2 separate regions of the Homo sapiens genome follow, and region 2 is linked to region 1. Evidence: chromatin loops called from intact Hi-C (ENCODE). Cell type or tissue: mammary epithelial cell. All regions are shown on one strand. Links, peaks and the distances in the headings refer to the core of each region. The heading gives the core; the rest is flanking DNA.

What was found. Hi-C counts contacts between places; a loop is a spot of excess contacts. Peaks named below come from ENCODE experiments on the same cell type or tissue, not always from the same donor. Only the 100,000 strongest peaks of a DNase experiment are listed, where the experiment ranks them.
Region 2: a loop joins it to region 1, with 6 times the contacts of the local background. A loop is called at or near these places in 30 of 110 quality-filtered maps.

Annotation. Positions count from the first base shown.
Region 1 is chr14:54,889,566-54,897,902 of GRCh38, forward strand. The region is part of intron 1 of GCH1 (GTP cyclohydrolase 1); the gene reads right to left. Among named protein-coding and RNA genes, the nearest start is that of GCH1, 9.1 kb to the right of the region's middle. RefSeq lists enhancers at 1,149-1,398, 7,846-8,337. In mammary epithelial cell, for the core only: a CTCF peak has its summit at 3,782 (motif pointing left); a DNase peak (open chromatin) is centred at 3,816; H3K27ac peaks cover 598 bases.
Region 2 is chr14:54,801,798-54,810,134 of GRCh38, forward strand. No RefSeq gene overlaps it. Among named protein-coding and RNA genes, the nearest start is that of MIR4308, 72 kb to the right of the region's middle. RefSeq lists enhancers at 2,923-3,724, 6,518-7,018 and a silencer at 7,554-7,848. In mammary epithelial cell, for the core only: a CTCF peak has its summit at 4,194 (motif pointing left); DNase peaks (open chromatin) are centred at 2,934 and 4,194.

The sequences.
Region 1 (8,337 bases), core at 180-8,179:
AATTCAGTCACGGCCAATTTCCTCACCTAAACCTGGCTGCTTGTTCACAGAAGTCTCCATAAGCAACAGTTGTTGATAAGCAAGAGGCAGCAGCCACCTCCCCATGGTTGCCAACCAAAAACAAAAAGGACAGTAAAATAAATTACAGGAGGAGGGCAGATAATAAAGGCCAAACATTGCAAAAGAACAAACCTCAGGATCTTCACCTGGGTCTCCAGCTCCAGCAAGGAAATGAGACAGAGTGGTTTCTCAGATTAACTGTGCACTAAACTATGCACTAAACTAAAATACTAAATTGCCCTATATGAGGAAATGCGATGGAAGATAAGAAAAAAATGCCAAAAAATGTAGCAAGAGGCTACAACAGAACAAAACCTCACAGCAATGGTGAGGAAAGACAACAGAAAATCAATCAAGTGTTTTTTGCAAGGAAAAAACTTATTCAATTTTAGAAAAATCACTTTGGCATGAATGGATCAGAGCAGGACAAGCTAGGAGGCAAGAAGGCCAGTTAAGAGGTTATTGTAATTTAAGTGAAAGATGACTCAGATTCTAGAAATATTCAGGTGGTATATGTGTCAGAACTTTGTGAGCATGATTAGCCAAGGGGATTCACGAGAAAGAATAATTGCAGATAAAACAAATAACCAGGCCGGGAGCGGTGGCTTACGCCTGTAATCCCAGCACTTTGGGAGGCCGAGGTGGGCGGATCACCTGAGGTCAGGAGTTCGAGACCAGCCTGACCCACACGGAGAAACCCCATCTCTATTAAAAACACAAAATTAGCCAGGCTTGGTGGCGCATGCCTATAATCCCAGCTACTTGGGAAGGCTGAGGCAGGAGAATCGCTTGAACCTGGGAGGTGGAGGTTGCGGTGAGACGAGATCGCGCCATTGCACTCCAGCCTGGGCAACAAGAGCAAAACTCCATCTCAAAAAATAAATAAATAACCAGGTTACAAAGACTAGATGAAGTAGCAACATGTGTCAGGTTAAAATTCATTACAAGGGTTGACTATGGCCAGAATGAACTTTAAAGACATCAGATAAAGGAGCTGGCCCTAATGCCATTAATATTGATCTTTTAAAAGTTTAAAATAAATCTAATTGCCTTGAAAACTCCATTTAATTTTAACTCTGGTACAGGTAACTATGAATGTTAGTGTATGCCTTTTATTGAAAAACACTTAGACCATAATCTCTAAACCAGCATGGACACGTTCTGCAAAAAACAAACAACCCAAAAAAACTCAAAATGAATTTCCTTCTAGGTTCAACTCAAAAGCTACTTTCTCCATAACATCTGGACTTTCCTGTCTCTCCACCAGAAGCACCCAGCTTCCCTCTGACTACACAGAACCCCTTTACTCCTTGAAGGCCAAGATCAGGCCAACAATCATCTTTGTTTCCCCTTTAACAGTGACTACTCATAGAGACCATCTACAGTTCCACTTTTCACAGTTTCAGTTACCCTTGGTCAAACATGGTCTGAAAATACTAAATGAAAAACTCCAGAAATAGACAATTCATAAGGTTTTTTTGTTTGTTTTCTTTTTGAGACAGAGTCCCACTCTGTCATCCAGGTTGGAGTGTAGTGGCACAATCTCGGCTCACTGCAACCTTCGGCTCCCAAGTTCAAGCAATTCTCCTGCCTCAGCCTCCCTAGCAGCTGGGATTACAGGTGTGCACCACCATGCCCAGCAAATTTTTTTGTATTTTTAGTAGAGATGGGGGTTTCACCATGTTGGCCAGCCTGGTCTCGAACTCCTGACCTCAAATGATACGCCCTCCTTGGCCTCCCAAGGTGCTGGGATTACAGGCATGAGCCATCATGCCTGGCATTTTTTTTTTTTTTTTTTTTTTTAAACAGAGTCTCCCTCTGTCACCCAGGCTGGAATGCAGTGGTGCAATCCCAGTTCACTGCAACCTCCGCCTCCCGGGTTCAAGTGATTCTCGTGCCTCAGCCTCCCGAGTACCTGGGATTACAGGCACATGCCACTATGCCTGCTTAATTTTTGTACATTTTGTAGAAATGAGGTTTGGCCATGTTGGTCAGGCTGGTCTCTAACTCCTGAGCTCAAGTCAGTGACCTGCCTCGGCCACCCAAAGTGCTGGAACTGCAGGCATGAGCCATCGCATCCAGCCAACAATTCATAAGTTTTAAAATGCACGCTATTCTGAGTATTGCGATGAAATCTCCAGCCCTTCTGCCCAGAATATGAATCAATCCTTTGTCCAGAGCATCCACATTGTCTATGCTTCCTACCTAATAGTCACTTAGTATCCATCTCAGTGATCAAATCAACCTTCAGTTTTGCAGTGTTTGTTTTCAAGTAACCCTTATTTTACTTAACAATGGCCCTAAACCACAAGAGTAGTGACGTTGGCAATTCAGTTATGCCAAAGAGAAGCTGTGTTTCCTTCAAGTGAAAAAGATTAAAGTTCTCAGTTTATTAATGAACAAAATCATTACGCTGAGGTTGCTAAAACTATATTAAGAACAAATCTTCTATCTGTGAAACTGTGAAGGAGGAAAAAAAAATTCATGCTAGTATTGTTATTGTACTTCAGACTGCAAAAGCTATGGCCACAGCACATGGTAAGTGCTTAGTTAAGATGGAAAAGGCATGAAATTTGTGGGTAGAAGACACAAACAGAAATTTATTCTGAATGATGGCAATCCAGTTTGGTACTACCCTCAGTTTCAGGCACCCACTGGGGGTCTTGGAACAGATCCCCAAGGATAAGGGGAACTACTGTATCTTCAATTCTAAGGTTTTCTTGAAATAAGGAAATTAAAATATAATATGTGTTGAGAATATACAACATTGTACAGAATGAATTACTGATGTGGTGGCTCACGCCTGTAATCCCAACACTTTGGGAGGCAGAAACGGGCGGATCATCTGAGGTCAGGAGTTCAAGAACAGCCTGGCCAACACGGTGAAACCCAGTCTCTACTAAAAATACAAAAATTAGCCAGGCATGGTGGTGGGCACCTGTAATCCCAGCTACTCAGGAGGCTGAGGCAGGAGAATTGCTTGAACCCAGGGGACAGAGGTTGCAGTGAGCCAAGATCACACCACTTCACTCCAGCCTGGGCGGAAGAGCAAGACTCTATCTCAAAAAATAAAAATAAAAATAAAATAGATGTTTTTAATGTGGATGAACCTTGAAGACATTTTGCAAAGTAAAATAAGCCAGACATGAAGGACAAACATTGTATGTTTCCGGCCGGGTGCGGTGGCTCATGCCTGTAATCCCAGCACTCTAGGAGGTTGAGACAGGCCAATCACTTGAGGTTAGGACTTGGAGACCAACCTGGCTAACATGGTGAAACCCTGTCTCTGCTAAAAATACAAAAATTAGCCGAGCATGGTGGTGGGCACCTGTAATCCCAGCTACTCGGGAGGCCGAGGCAGGGTAATTGCTTGAACCTGGGCGGCAGAGGTTTCAGTGAGCTGAGATCATGCCACCGCACTCCAGCCTGGGTGACAGAGCAAGACTCTGCCTCCAAATAAATAAATATTTCTACTAATGGGCTCCAATAGAATAAAATTCTAGTAAATGAATGTCCTCTTGGCCTTGAGTATAACAGATTTAACTTGGTTCAGATACTCTTTGCATAACCCAACACAAATTATATCCCAATCTAATTACTATAGACTCTAGCAAATTTATAACCATGGGAAACATATTTGTTTGCATAACCTGGAACTGAGAATTGTTCACATAATCCAGGATTCATAATCTGGGATCCAATGATTAGACAGTTGCCCTCTCCTGGTGAGTTTTAACACTGCAGTCTACTCAACCAAATACTAGACTCAAATTACAGTCCTCATATAGAAATCACTGGCAAATGAGTCAGGTGGGGAATGCCCAGGCATGGAAGGGTTTCTAGAGGTGGACAAAGCAAATAGCAGAGAAAATACAAAAGCGGGGATAGGTGAGGAAGAAGGGAGAAATCATTCAAATAAATCAGTAAAATATTATTATTAAAATTAAATCACCTACCAGAGATTACAATGATTCTCTTTCTATATCATCCTCTCAGCTCCGCCACTTTCAAGATACAGTCTTGGGAAAGTTCTCTCTGTGCCCCAATTTCCTTATGTATAAAATGGGAATAATATTGCCTACCCCATCGTGCTACTGTGAGGATCAAATGAGGTAACACATGTAAAAACTCACTGTTTAGCACAAAGTAAGCCATCAGCAGTATTTGTTACTCAGAACATCAGTCGGCTTAAGCATCGCTTCACCCATTCATGCTCCCATCTCCTGGCATTGGTCAAGTTCCTATGCCAAGTGCTCTCACTGAGCTGTGTTTTTGTTTATCATCACATTTCTCAATCTCACAACACATTTCTATTTCATGTGATTCTATCTGCTAGGCTGTAAGTTCCATGAAGGCAGGAACTATACCTGGTTTTGCTCATCCTGCATTCCCAGCGTTCAGTGAAGTGCGTAGTACTTGATGATCAATGAAATTGTAGTAAAATTCCTACTAATTTTTTTAATAATAGTATTTAGTACTAATACAAGTTGAATTGTGCCATTCGCCAAAAAAGATATGTTGAAGTCCTAAACCCCAGGTATCTTTAGCATGTGACTTTATTTGGAAGTAGGGTTGTTGCAGATGTAATTAGCTAAACTAACACAGGCATACTGGAGTAAAGTGGACCCTGCCTCATATGACTGACATTCTTATAAGACAAAACAAAAACATGGACACTGACAGAGGCAGCGACTGGAGTGACGCAGCTCAAACCAAGGAACACCATCAACTGACGGCCACCACCAGAAGCTGGGAAGAGGCAAGGACAGCCTCCCCCACTACAGGTTCTGGAGTGAGTATGGTTCTGCTGACCCCTTGATTTTGGAACTTTAGTCTCTAGAACTGTGAGACTGTTTATTTCTGTCATTTAAACCACCTAGTTTGCGGTACTGTGTGATAGCAGCCCTGGGAATCTAGTACGAGTACCAACCTGAAGGCTTTGCTTGCTATAGTGAAGTTATGTATATTGATTTTTCTTCCCATGTCAGAAAAATTGTTTATAGATAATCCATTTTTAAAAGAAACTATTAGGATTGGCTTTTCTCCCCCTTTCTCAGTAACTTCTTAACTGTTTTATTCCACTTAGACATGTCCAAAATTCCAATCATATAATATGTCAAAAGTGCCTTGTTATTTTTTCTTCTTTATTCACAGTGCTCTTTCTGGCAATGAACACAACTAAGTCCTATATAAGTGTTCATTAACAAACCAAGCACAAAAATTATTAATGGATCAAAATTTGAGTGAGCTACACATCTAAAATAGTACCTTTTAATGATGAGAAGAGCATTTCTATAATATACTTTAAAACTTGGGATATAAACTCACCTTTCACCCATGATATAGGAGAGAATAGTAAATAGTTTATGTTTTTGTTCCTCTTCACATCTTAGAAGTTGTTAAAATTCTTAGTTCACCACAGCAGTCTAATTTAATAAATCCGAGAGGTTTGTGATTCAAAAAGAAAAACCTTTTGTGATTGCTACATTTCAGTATGAAGTGTCTAAGATGCATTTTTGTATAAACAAAGTATCTAATTGCCTCCCATTATCTTTAGCGAATAGACATAATCTTCCAGTGAAAATGGCTGAGGTGGGGATATGACTCACTGCCAGTGTCTGTGCTTCCTCAGCCCTCACAGGGAAGCAGTCAGCCATCTCCAATGCCATCTCCTCACGCTGGATTATATGCATGCTTCCCAAAATTTTGAACTGTTAACATGATTTATAAAAACTGTCTTGGCAGACAAGCTAAAACCTACTTTAACTGGAAATGTGACAGAGTCAAGACTCTTGCATATTCCCAAAAACTCATAAAAAACAACTGATGGAACAAGTTATACCCATTTAATCCTTGGTAGATAATGCTGTCTGAAAGGCTGTTCCCATGTATACCTGGAAGGGTCAGTTACAGGGGCATGAAGATCAAGGCCCTCAGAGAATAGCAGACTCTCCAATTTAACTAAGTGTAGGTTCTGAATAAAAGAATAGTGGAAATACAGGAAAGGTACCTTATATAGAAAGGAGAACTCACCAAGATAAAACCTTGAATATTTAAGAGAACTAGGATACAGCTAAACTGAAATGGCACAGAAATAGATCAAGACGAGCTGGTCTGAGCTGGTCCAAGGATCAGCTTGTGATGTAGATTCAAAGGACAGCCAGTTCCTGGGAGAGATGATAGCGTCTCCTCCAGCCCTCCCTCCTAGCCCATGAGCTACAGTCCAGTAGGGAATAGTACTAGGAAACCTATACAACCCTGACACCACCCTGGTCACAGATGACCACAGATGCTCCCATGGAAGGTACACACTGGAAAGTAGGGAAAAGGTGCACAAGGAGACAGTCATGGAGAGACGCTGCAACGTAGGGAAAACTGAACAAATTCCCCAGAATGCCAGGAATTTGGATCAATCCACACAAGAGGCACTGGGAGGAAAAATGGATTTTGAAGAATGTAAAATACCAACTTATTTTAAATTTTACAACACTTAAGTCAACATTACTAACCAGGAGTTAATATATAGAATACAGATATATAAAAGATATAAAGTCCTGTATCCTGTTTACAAGCACAGAAAAGTGACCTTCAGAGAAGTATGTTCTTATCCAAAAACAATATATAGTGGCCACTTGACTCATGCTCTCTAAAGAAATAAAAGGGATTGTGCAGAAGCGTTTATGGACCTAAAGATGTGGGTTCCCACTCACTCCTATCTCCCACCAGTATCCTTCCTTCTCCCTGCCATCCAGGTTGGTCCAAGACCCCACCACATTTCAGGTTCATTCCTTTAAGTTCAGCATCATCCTTGTTCTCACTACTCTGTCTTCTCTTTAATTATATATCTCTTTAAAAAAAAAAAAGAAATATTAAATCCTTAAACAGATCCCCTAGATACAGGCTTTCAAACTTTTGACTACAACCTACAGTAAGAAATGCATTTTACATCTGGAGCCAGTGCACACACACACAATTATGCCTATAAAACCTACATAGAAGTTTCTCGGCCGGGAGCGGTGGCTCACGCCTGTAATCCCAGCACTTTGGGAGGCCGAGGCGGGCGGATCACAAAGTCAGGAGATCAAGACCATCCTGGCTAACACGGTGAAACCCCATCTCTACTAAAAAAATACAAAAAAAAAAAATTAGCCGGGTGTGGTAGCGGGCGCCTGTAATCCCAGCTACTCAGGAGGCTGAGGCAGGAGAATGGTGTGAACCGGGAGACCGAGCTTGCAGTGAGCCCAGATCGCGCCACTGCACTCCAGCCTGGGCTACAGAGTGAGACTTCATCTCAAAAAAAAAAAAAACAAAAGAAGAAGTTTCTCAAAACACTTGTCCTTACTATATGTGATAGACTGATCTTATCCATTCTACTCCACTTTTTGTTTTTTTTTTTTTTTTTTGAGATGGAGTCTTGCTCTGTCGCCAGGCTGGAGTGCAGTGGCACAATCTCGGCTCACTGCAACCTCCGCCTCCCGGGTTCAAGTGATTCTCCTGCCTCAGCCTCCCAAGTAGCTGGGACTACAGGCACGCACCACCACACCCAGCTAATTTTTGTATTTTTAGTAGAGACGGGGTTCTTGATCTCTTGACCTCGTTATTTGCCCACCTCAGCCTCCCAAAGTGCTGGGATTACAGACTTGAGCCCCCGTGCCCAACCTCTACTCACTTTTTTTTTCTGAGACTGAGTTTCGCTCTTGTTGCCCAGGCTGGAGTGCAATGGTGCAATCTTGGCTCACTGCAATTTCCGCCTCCTGGGTTCAAGCAATTCTCCTGCTTCAGCCTCCCAAGTAGCTGGGATTACAGGCATGCACCACCACACCTGGCTAATTTTTGTATTTTTAGTAGAGAAGGGGTTTCTCCATGTTAGTCAGGTTGGTCTCGAACTCCCAACCTCAGGTGATCCACCCGCCTCGGCCTCCCAAAGTGCTGGGATTACAGGCGTGAGCCACCGCGCCCGGCTACTCCACTTTTTTTTTTAATGCTGTTGACCCAATTCACAGTTTGAAATATACAGATAGGGTACACTGATTCAGTTCTCTCTGTAGCAGTATAAGGAAGTGGCTAAGAATTCTGCAGTCAGACTCTCTGGATTCAAATACCAGCTCTACTACTTGTGTCAACCTCTCTGCCTCAGTTGCCTTGTCATGGGGATAAGAGAAATGTTTACTTGAAAACTGGAAGATGAACCAAGACCATCCAACGTAAAGCTTTTAACCCATTAAAAAGTACGGTCATGCATTGCTTAACAATGGGGATACATTCTGAGAAACACCT
Region 2 (8,337 bases), core at 192-8,191, 88 kb before region 1:
TGGAAGCTAAATCATGAGAACACATGGACACATAGAAGGGAACAACACACACTGGGGCCTATCGGAGGGTGGAGGGTAGGAGGAGGGAGAGGATCGGGAAAAATAACTAATGGGTACTTGGCTTAATAACTTGATAATGAAATAATCTGTTCAACAAACCCCCATGACACACATTTACCTATGTAACAAACCTGCACCATGTACCCCTAAACTTAAAAGTTAAAAAATACAACGGACTTTGGGGACTCAGGGGAAAGGGTGGGAGGGAGGTGAGGGATAAAAGACTGCAAGTTAAATTCAGTGTGCACTGCTCGGATGATGGGTGCACCAAAATCTCACAAATCACCACTAAAGAACTTACTCATGTAACCAAACACCATCTGTTCCCCAAAAACCCAGGAAATAAAACATTTTAAAAATAAGAAAGCCAGATATCAACGAGAGAAAAAAAAGACGTAGCCTCATTGTGCTTGATGATGGATCAGACATGGGCTGTAGAGGAGAAACTAATGAGTCCAGGATGCCTCCCAAAGCGTCTTGCTTGGCCAGCTGAGGTGCTGGGGAAGAATTGGGCTAGGGGTAGGGACATGAAATTTGTTATGTTACATAACCCACCTCCTCATCCAGACAAAATACTGTTTTGCTAAGCTGATACATTTGTTGTTAGATTATCCCCCACTTTGCAGATGGAAAAACTGAGACTCAGAGATGTTAAGCAACTTGTCCAACATCACAGAATTGTTATGGAATGAGGCTCCACGATAAGACTCAAATCCAGGTCTGTCTACCCTAAATATTGCTAGGAGATGGCAATGGCTGGTTGTCTTAGGCTCTGGAGACCCCATATGAGCACACACAGTAAGGAGACTGTGATGAACCTCCAGGCCTTCCCTTTCCAACATCTGTTGCAGCCTGAGACACGAGGTTACTGGTAGGCAGCAGAATTCTGCAAAATGACCATCCTATTTGTTTAAATATAGCCCCTAATTGAAAGAGAAGAGCCGACATGGCTGTGGTTCTCAATCTGACTCCATATGGGAGTCACCTGGGGAGCTTTACCAACTACTGATGCCTGGAGTCCATCCTGAGAGACTCTGACTTAGTTGTTCTAGGGCATGGCCTGGGCGTGAGGTTATTAAGCTCCCAGGTGATTCTAATGGGCAGCCAAATGGGAAAACTGCACATCAAATGAAACTGCTTCTCCTAGCTTACTGGTCTATGAGGTTAAGTGCATCTGCAGCCTTGGTAGATGAGGGTAAAAGGCAGCTGCTTCCACGGACTCATTACAGAACTAAGAGCAAGCACCTGATCCACCCTGTTCCTTGGGTGCCCTACCTATGGGAATCATCTAAGCCAGGCAGCATTAGCAGTGGGGTTTCAGCACACTCCCAGTCACTTCTCAAATTTCTTCCCCATTGGCTTCAATGGTGCTTGCAATGCCTACCGCAAAGACTCAATTTTGTAAGCTATGTGTACTTTAATTAGGTTGATGAATTGTTCCCTGGGATACTGTCATGCCAGACACCTATCACCTCCAATCGGGATGGCACCAGGCTCGAGAGGCTAAAGAAGAGACCCAGAGCCAGCAAACGAGACACGGGGCTTATTGAGGGGAACTTACGGAGCAGCCCAGTGGTGGGGACTGGACAGGAGAACCACCACTTATAAGAGCATGCAGTTTATACAGCGTTCTCACTTAACACCCTCCCCCTAGCAACCATCACCTGGCAACCTTCGTTTAACCCAAAACAAAGGGCCTCAATACTCTGTATGACCCACATTTTATGGGACAGGGCAGGATGGGGGCTCAGATATGCCTCACAGATAAGGAATGAGTCCCCAGGTTGGCCACGCTGGAACTCTAAACACACATTCAGGTGCGTCTGCCATACAGGGTGATTCTCAGAAAATGCTTAAGTTATCGCTGTCAGGTGTGTCTGCCGTGCACAGGTGCATCTACCATACAGTTGCATAGCATTAACAGCTGAGTGATCTATTAACCAGAATTCATCAGCCTGATTATCCAGGTATCTGCCAGTATAGTTTCGGGTTGTCTGTTAATGCAGATTAGGTTACACTCCATTAACAGATACTCCCCAAAACCTCAATGCCTTAAAACCACAAAGACTGGCCTGCATGTCCATCACAGGTCATCAGGGACATCTGCTCTATATGGCTTCCTCTGGAATCCAGCTTCTGGCACAGTTGCCACCTACTGGAGTACTGATATTTGCCACAGCAGAGGGAAAAAAAGGACATGCCTTCCACTAGAAGTGAAATGTGTCACTTCCGCTCACACTTCGTCAGCCGAAGCCAGTCACATGGCCACATCTAACTTCAGTGGAGCTGGGAAGCACAATCCTACCCTGCCATGAAGGACTCACAGACAGGGCTGGACCACAGCACTAATATCTCCCACCCGGTCACCGCATGCTGCCTCCCAGCAGAGCACAAACGAATGTTCAAGACGGCTAAGGTCTTGGGGTCCCCATCCGGCCAATGTCCCTCCCCACTTTTGAGGAATGTGAGCCTGTTACAAAGACAAACCCTGGTCACTTTACCTGGGTTTGCTGCTTCTCTTCAGGACCTCAAAGTCTGGAGGAGCTTAAAGTGGCGTCATCAGACGAGGTCATGTCCTGGGTGGCTGGGTGACCTCCTGTTACGCTCCCAGTGTGCTGCAGGATCACTAGGGTCCCAGGGCCAGGCCCAGCCGCGCATTCATCAAACTCTCCTTCTCTGTTAGCTCCCACCCGACTCTGAGCGGGCCAATTTCTTTCATCATCCACCTCCAGCTGGGCTGCAACCTGTGGATCACTCCTGGTTCAAAGACTCAGAAGCAGGGAAATGTAATGCTCTGAAAGGTGCTTTCACGCACAGCGGCTCTCGCCTTCAGGGGATGTTTGAGGCTGCTCTGACTCAGTCTCCCATTCAAAGGCTGGGTTCAGTGGAGAGCCCGCAGGAAGCTAACAAACCGGACTGTCTGAGGGACTGACTCAAAAAAATAAAAAGAAATAGATGATAGAGTAGCAGAAGTGCCTGCAGCGGCCTCCCGCCCGCGATGTGCCAGGAGTGAGGCAGCTTCTGCTCCACCCTCCCTGCTGCCAGCGTAGCCGAATGGGCTGAGGACGCCCCTCTCCTGGCCCTGCCTCCGCGGTCTCACTGCACCTGTATGGAAAGGTGTTGGGCCCTGGCTCCTCAACAGAAAAGACCCTCCCCCACATCCTGCTTTGCCACTCCTGCAGCCTTCGTTTTTAATATTTATACTGAACGGAGCATTCCTTGCCCAGGAGGCTGGGGAAGAACCTCAAAACTGGAAGCAAGGGCTCGTTTTGAAATCTGTCTTCCTTCACGTTTAAAACAGGCAGCTCTCCCATCTGGGTATCTTGAAAATGTGTTGCAAGCCTGAATGCTCCGGCTTCAAATCCCTGGGGCTCTGAAGCCCAAGCCTGCCTTTCCTCCACTCACTTCCCAGCTCTGCCACTTACCAGCTCAGCTATGTGTCCTTGGGTGCATTACTTTGCCTCTCCGTGCCTCCATTTCTCCATCTGTGCAATAGGGGTGCTACCCAGTGGCGCGTTGTGGAGGGTTAAGTGAGTTGATGTATGCACAGCACCTGGAACAGAGCCTGATACATAGGCTGTGCTCTTGAGTGTTAGCCGCGAGTATTGTCATGGTGATTACAATCCTCAAGCACTGTCCATTCCCTACCTCGTCAGCCGATGACAGGAGTTATTAGCTACAAAGTCTTCACTCAGGCCATTCCCAGCACTCTCCCCAGCCTGGAAGCACCCACAAAATCAGGTATCCTGTAGACAGACTGTTCTCCATTCCCCTTGGGACCCACAGCCCTTGCTGTAGCACCCAGTATGAAGGCTGGATCCAAGACTCGGGAGCCATGAGCAACACAGGGGCTGCTGAGAGAAGATGTCCTCTAGCCACACCACACACCCTGATATGTACACGTGCACACCACACACTCATCCCCAGGGTGGTTATGCCAGTTGTGCAGCACTTTTGGTGACTACAAATCCCTCTAGCCCTAAGAGGAACCAATTAAGCAATGTATTTAGTGGCCTTAGCAAGGAGGGAAAGAGTCACCTTAAACATTTTTCCCCGGCGAATCTGACACATTTTGGCAGCCCAGGAGGTTCCAGAAGGGAAAGGGGAAGCCATGCGCAGCTGGCGCCCTCTGGTGGTCAGTGTCTTCCCACTCAGCGCTTGTTCTGGGGAGGCGGCACCAGAACAGCCCTATTCAAATCAACATAAGTCCCTATGCCCCGGGTCACATGCGGTGGAAGGAACCAGGATGAGAAGGATGCCATCCTGGCCCTCGAGGTGCTCATAGTCTCTCAAATCACTGTGTCTTCTAGCCTGGGATTGTTCTCCCGCCCTGGTATCATGACGTTAGTAAGTCGCGCTCATGGAGCTCCGACTGCTGAATCCCCGCTAAGTCCACGTCCTGCGCAAGGCACTTAGTATCCACTAGCTGTCACCTTTACAGCAACACTGTGCCTTCATCTTATCTGGTTTTATAGATGAGGCTCCAGCAACTAGGTGACTTGCCCAAAGTCGCACAGCCCATTTGATGCCAGAGATTTTATTTAAATTTAGTTTATTTTAAACACATACAAATGACACAAAACTCAAATTTTCTGAAGGATTCTATAATGAAAACATCTCCCTCCAACCACTGTTCTGCCAAGTTGCCACACTGTTTGCAACCTTCGTTTTTAGTTTCTCGTGAACTTGTTCAACAATATCCCATGGGTATAAAGGGAGTTTTTTTTTTAACGCACAGAGGCTGCATACCATACACTGTTCCCAGCCTTGCATCCCCGCACCTTCCCTGCGCCCCTTAGGTTAAAACGCAAAGTTGATTTTAAAAATAAATATGGCCTGGGCGGTGGCTCATGCCTTGTAATCTCAGCACTTTAGGAGGCCGAGGAGGGGTGGATCACTTGAGGTCAGGAGTTCAAGATCAGCCTGGCCAACATGGTGAAACTACATCTCTACTGAGAATACAAAAATCAGCTGGGCGTGGTGGCGGGCACTTGTAATCTCAGCTACTTGGGAGGCTGAGGCAGGAGAATCACTTGAACCTGGGAGGTGGATATTGCAGTGAGCCGATATTACAACACTGCACTCCAGCCTAGGCAACAGAGGGAGACTCCGTCACAAAATACATACATACATACATACATAAAAAGGCCTGGACGACAAGATTCTAGATAATGGCCCTACTTAGGACCCAAGCCCCCTTTTGCACCACAAGTGGTCAGGCCAACTTAGTGCTGTTTTTCTCTTATGAGCATGGATTTCCAGAAGTAGAACTGCACTCTAATATCACTGACAATCGTTTTGTAGCAATGAATGCATGGAAATGCCTCATTCTTTTTAAGAGGTATTGTATGAAATAACCACAGGTTATTAAACTTGCCCACTACAGATGGGCATTGAGATGTTGCCAGTCTTCTGTGGTTACAAATATACTGCAATGAACCTCCTTGTCCACCTGCCCTTTTGCACAGGTGAAATTGCTAGGTCAAAGGATACACAGGTGTGTTTGTGATTGTAAAAGATGCCATCAAACTTCCCCCTATTATGGTTGTACCAACTGACCCCCCATTGCAGGGAGTAGAACCCAGGACCTCCTAACTCTGAAGCTAAGGCTGTCTTCCCCTGTCAGTTTCATGACTATGACAAATGTCATGTTGAGGTCCAAAGGGAGTGGGTGGATGAGCAGAAAGAATGCTCAGGGGGCCGTAGGCAGGTAAAATATGATTTTACTCAGCAGCCGCTCTCATCAACAGCTTTCTTACACTGTCTGCCCTGTCTCGGCTGCTTAGTCTGGCTCCCACGCACAGCTGCACGGCCAGCTCTCCCTTGCCTTTAGGGTCAGCAGCTTAACTCTTTCTCTCTCTCTCTCTGGGCATGAGTGAGCCAAGCTGTGTCCATCCAGCCAGTAGGCAGCAGCTCCCGGACAGACTGGGCCCTTGTGGAACACTCCTCAGCCCCCCAACCCCCAGCAGCTAAAGGAGGCATAGTAGCTTTGACTCCTAGGCCTTCAAAGATACAACCCATCCTTTGTCCACTGTCCAGCAATCTGCACACGCTCTGGCCTCCACTAGAGGAAGAGGTCCCATTATGGAGGAGCCTTTAAGACTTTGGCCCCACTGCACTGGGTGCAGCCCCGATGAGCCCACCTTCCTGGCTGCTTCTTACTGAGCACCCTTCAGCCCTGAGGATGGACAGCAATAGGAGAGCTTGGCATCCCACTGCTCCCTGCGCAGCCTCCTCCACCAGCAAAGCTCCTTTTCCTATGTCCCTGCTCCTCCCCGGAATCAAGGGACACCTGGTCAGCCAAGGACACAGCCATCTCAATTCCGAGGGGCCTGGGATGTGTGGGAAATGGTGCCCTCAGGAGCAAGGGCTGGAAGACAATCAGCCCAGGAGCGCCTCGCTGCACACTGCAGAGGATTCTCCAAGGCAGGCAGCTGGAGCAAGAGCTCCAGCAGGGCCTGCTCTGCCCACCAGCCTTGGGGGCTCTGAGTGCTGGGAAGCCCAGCTGGTTCCTGTTTGGCACCTGCAAAAAACCATGAATCCAGCTCTTGGGATGAAAGTAGGGCCTGAAAAACCATCTGGATGGGCCCCTGGGTAGGCAGTGGGCACACAGGGGATGATGGGTGACCTGTGTCACCACACACTCCCAGCATCCAGCCTGTTTATCAGCATGTCATCTACTGTCATTATCTCAAAATACTCCCCTGCCAGCCGATTACAGCAAGTGTCAGCTTCCTAATGCACAGTGCATAAACTGCAGAGCCACACATCAAACCCAGGGGGTCTGACTGGATATTCAAAGTCTGCCCAGAGTGACATCATACTGGTAAGCCCCCAAGAACTACTCCATAGGGAACTCGACTGTGGCTTCCCTGCACCCCTTAGGTTAAAATGCAAAGTTGGCTTTAAAAATAAATAGAAGGTGTGGACAGCAAGATTCTAGATAATGGTCCTGCCTAGGACCCAAGGCCCCCCTTTGCAATACAGGTGGTCAGCCCAACTTGGTGCTGTTTTTCTCTTATGAACTTGGATTTCCAGAAGTAGAGCTCCTGCCGGATTCCTTTCAAAATGCACACCCTCTTGCAACACGTGTCAGGCACGCAGGCGCGGCTCCCACTACAGGAGGAAGTGACCTCCCCATTGGCTGAGAGAGCTTAGGACCATGGTCCTCACGCTCAACTATGCACCAGAAAGAAATTAGTGCTCATTTTTAGGTGGGATAATAATATTGTGGTTATGTCTTTAAAAAGATCCCCTTATGTTTTAGACAGGGGGACCTGTCTACAGATGAAATAATTTAATGTCTGGGATTTGATTCAAAATCATACTAGGGACAGTGAGTAGGAGTAGAGATGCAACAAGATTGGCCATCTATGGGTAACTGTTGAAGCCGGGCTGTGGGTGCATAGGGTTCATTATACTATCCTGTCTACTTTTGTGTATGTTTAAAGTTTTCTATAATAAAAAGCAGAATGAAGAGGAGAAAGAAACACAGAGAGCATGGTAAAAACGCAGCTCTTCAGGGTCCTGGCCCAGGAGTGCAAATGAAGGTTGAGGGCCCAGGAATCTGCTTTTCTCAGGCTCCCTGCTGGCCGGTGAGAAACCTCAGCTTCAGGGTCCCAGAGCCCACAGAGGCCAAGAGGCTGAGGCCAGAGGTCCCCCGGAGCAGCCCCTGTAAATGGTCCCTGTCTATAGTCAGCCATCATTTAGGCTGCAGTGGGCTCGTCAGTGCCAGGAATATGAACGGCCTCACGGTCTATTCATTCTCGCCCGGCATCACTGTCAAGATCACAATAAGCAGCATGGCAGGATCTATGCACGGAGCTGGCTGAATCTTTATTAAAATCTTTTTTTTGTGCATGATGTTCCCAATTTGTTTCTTTGTTCCTGGTATCTGGAGTCACGCAGTTTCTGATATTTGTCTTGGAGATGGAGGAAGTTTGACTGACATGCCACGGTGGTGGAAAGGTAGTATTGATATCCTGAAAAACCTATTCTATCCAGCGAGAAATATCACCCCATAGCCCATGCTGCTGTGTCCGGGCCGCCTCCAAGGCTCGTCAGTTTGGAGGCCCCAGCGAGGTTCTCAGCATGGCTGGCAGGTGCTGCGGCCCAGAACTTAAGTGAAAGTCAAATCTGACTCATGCTTGTCACCTAGAGTGGGTGTTCTACATGTATGTGTTCCTGGGGCCCCAGAGCTGGAAGAGGTGGCCCAGGGCCTCAGGTGCCACACGCCTCCTACAACCCTTCAGCCAAAGCATCTATCTCCTTATGCAC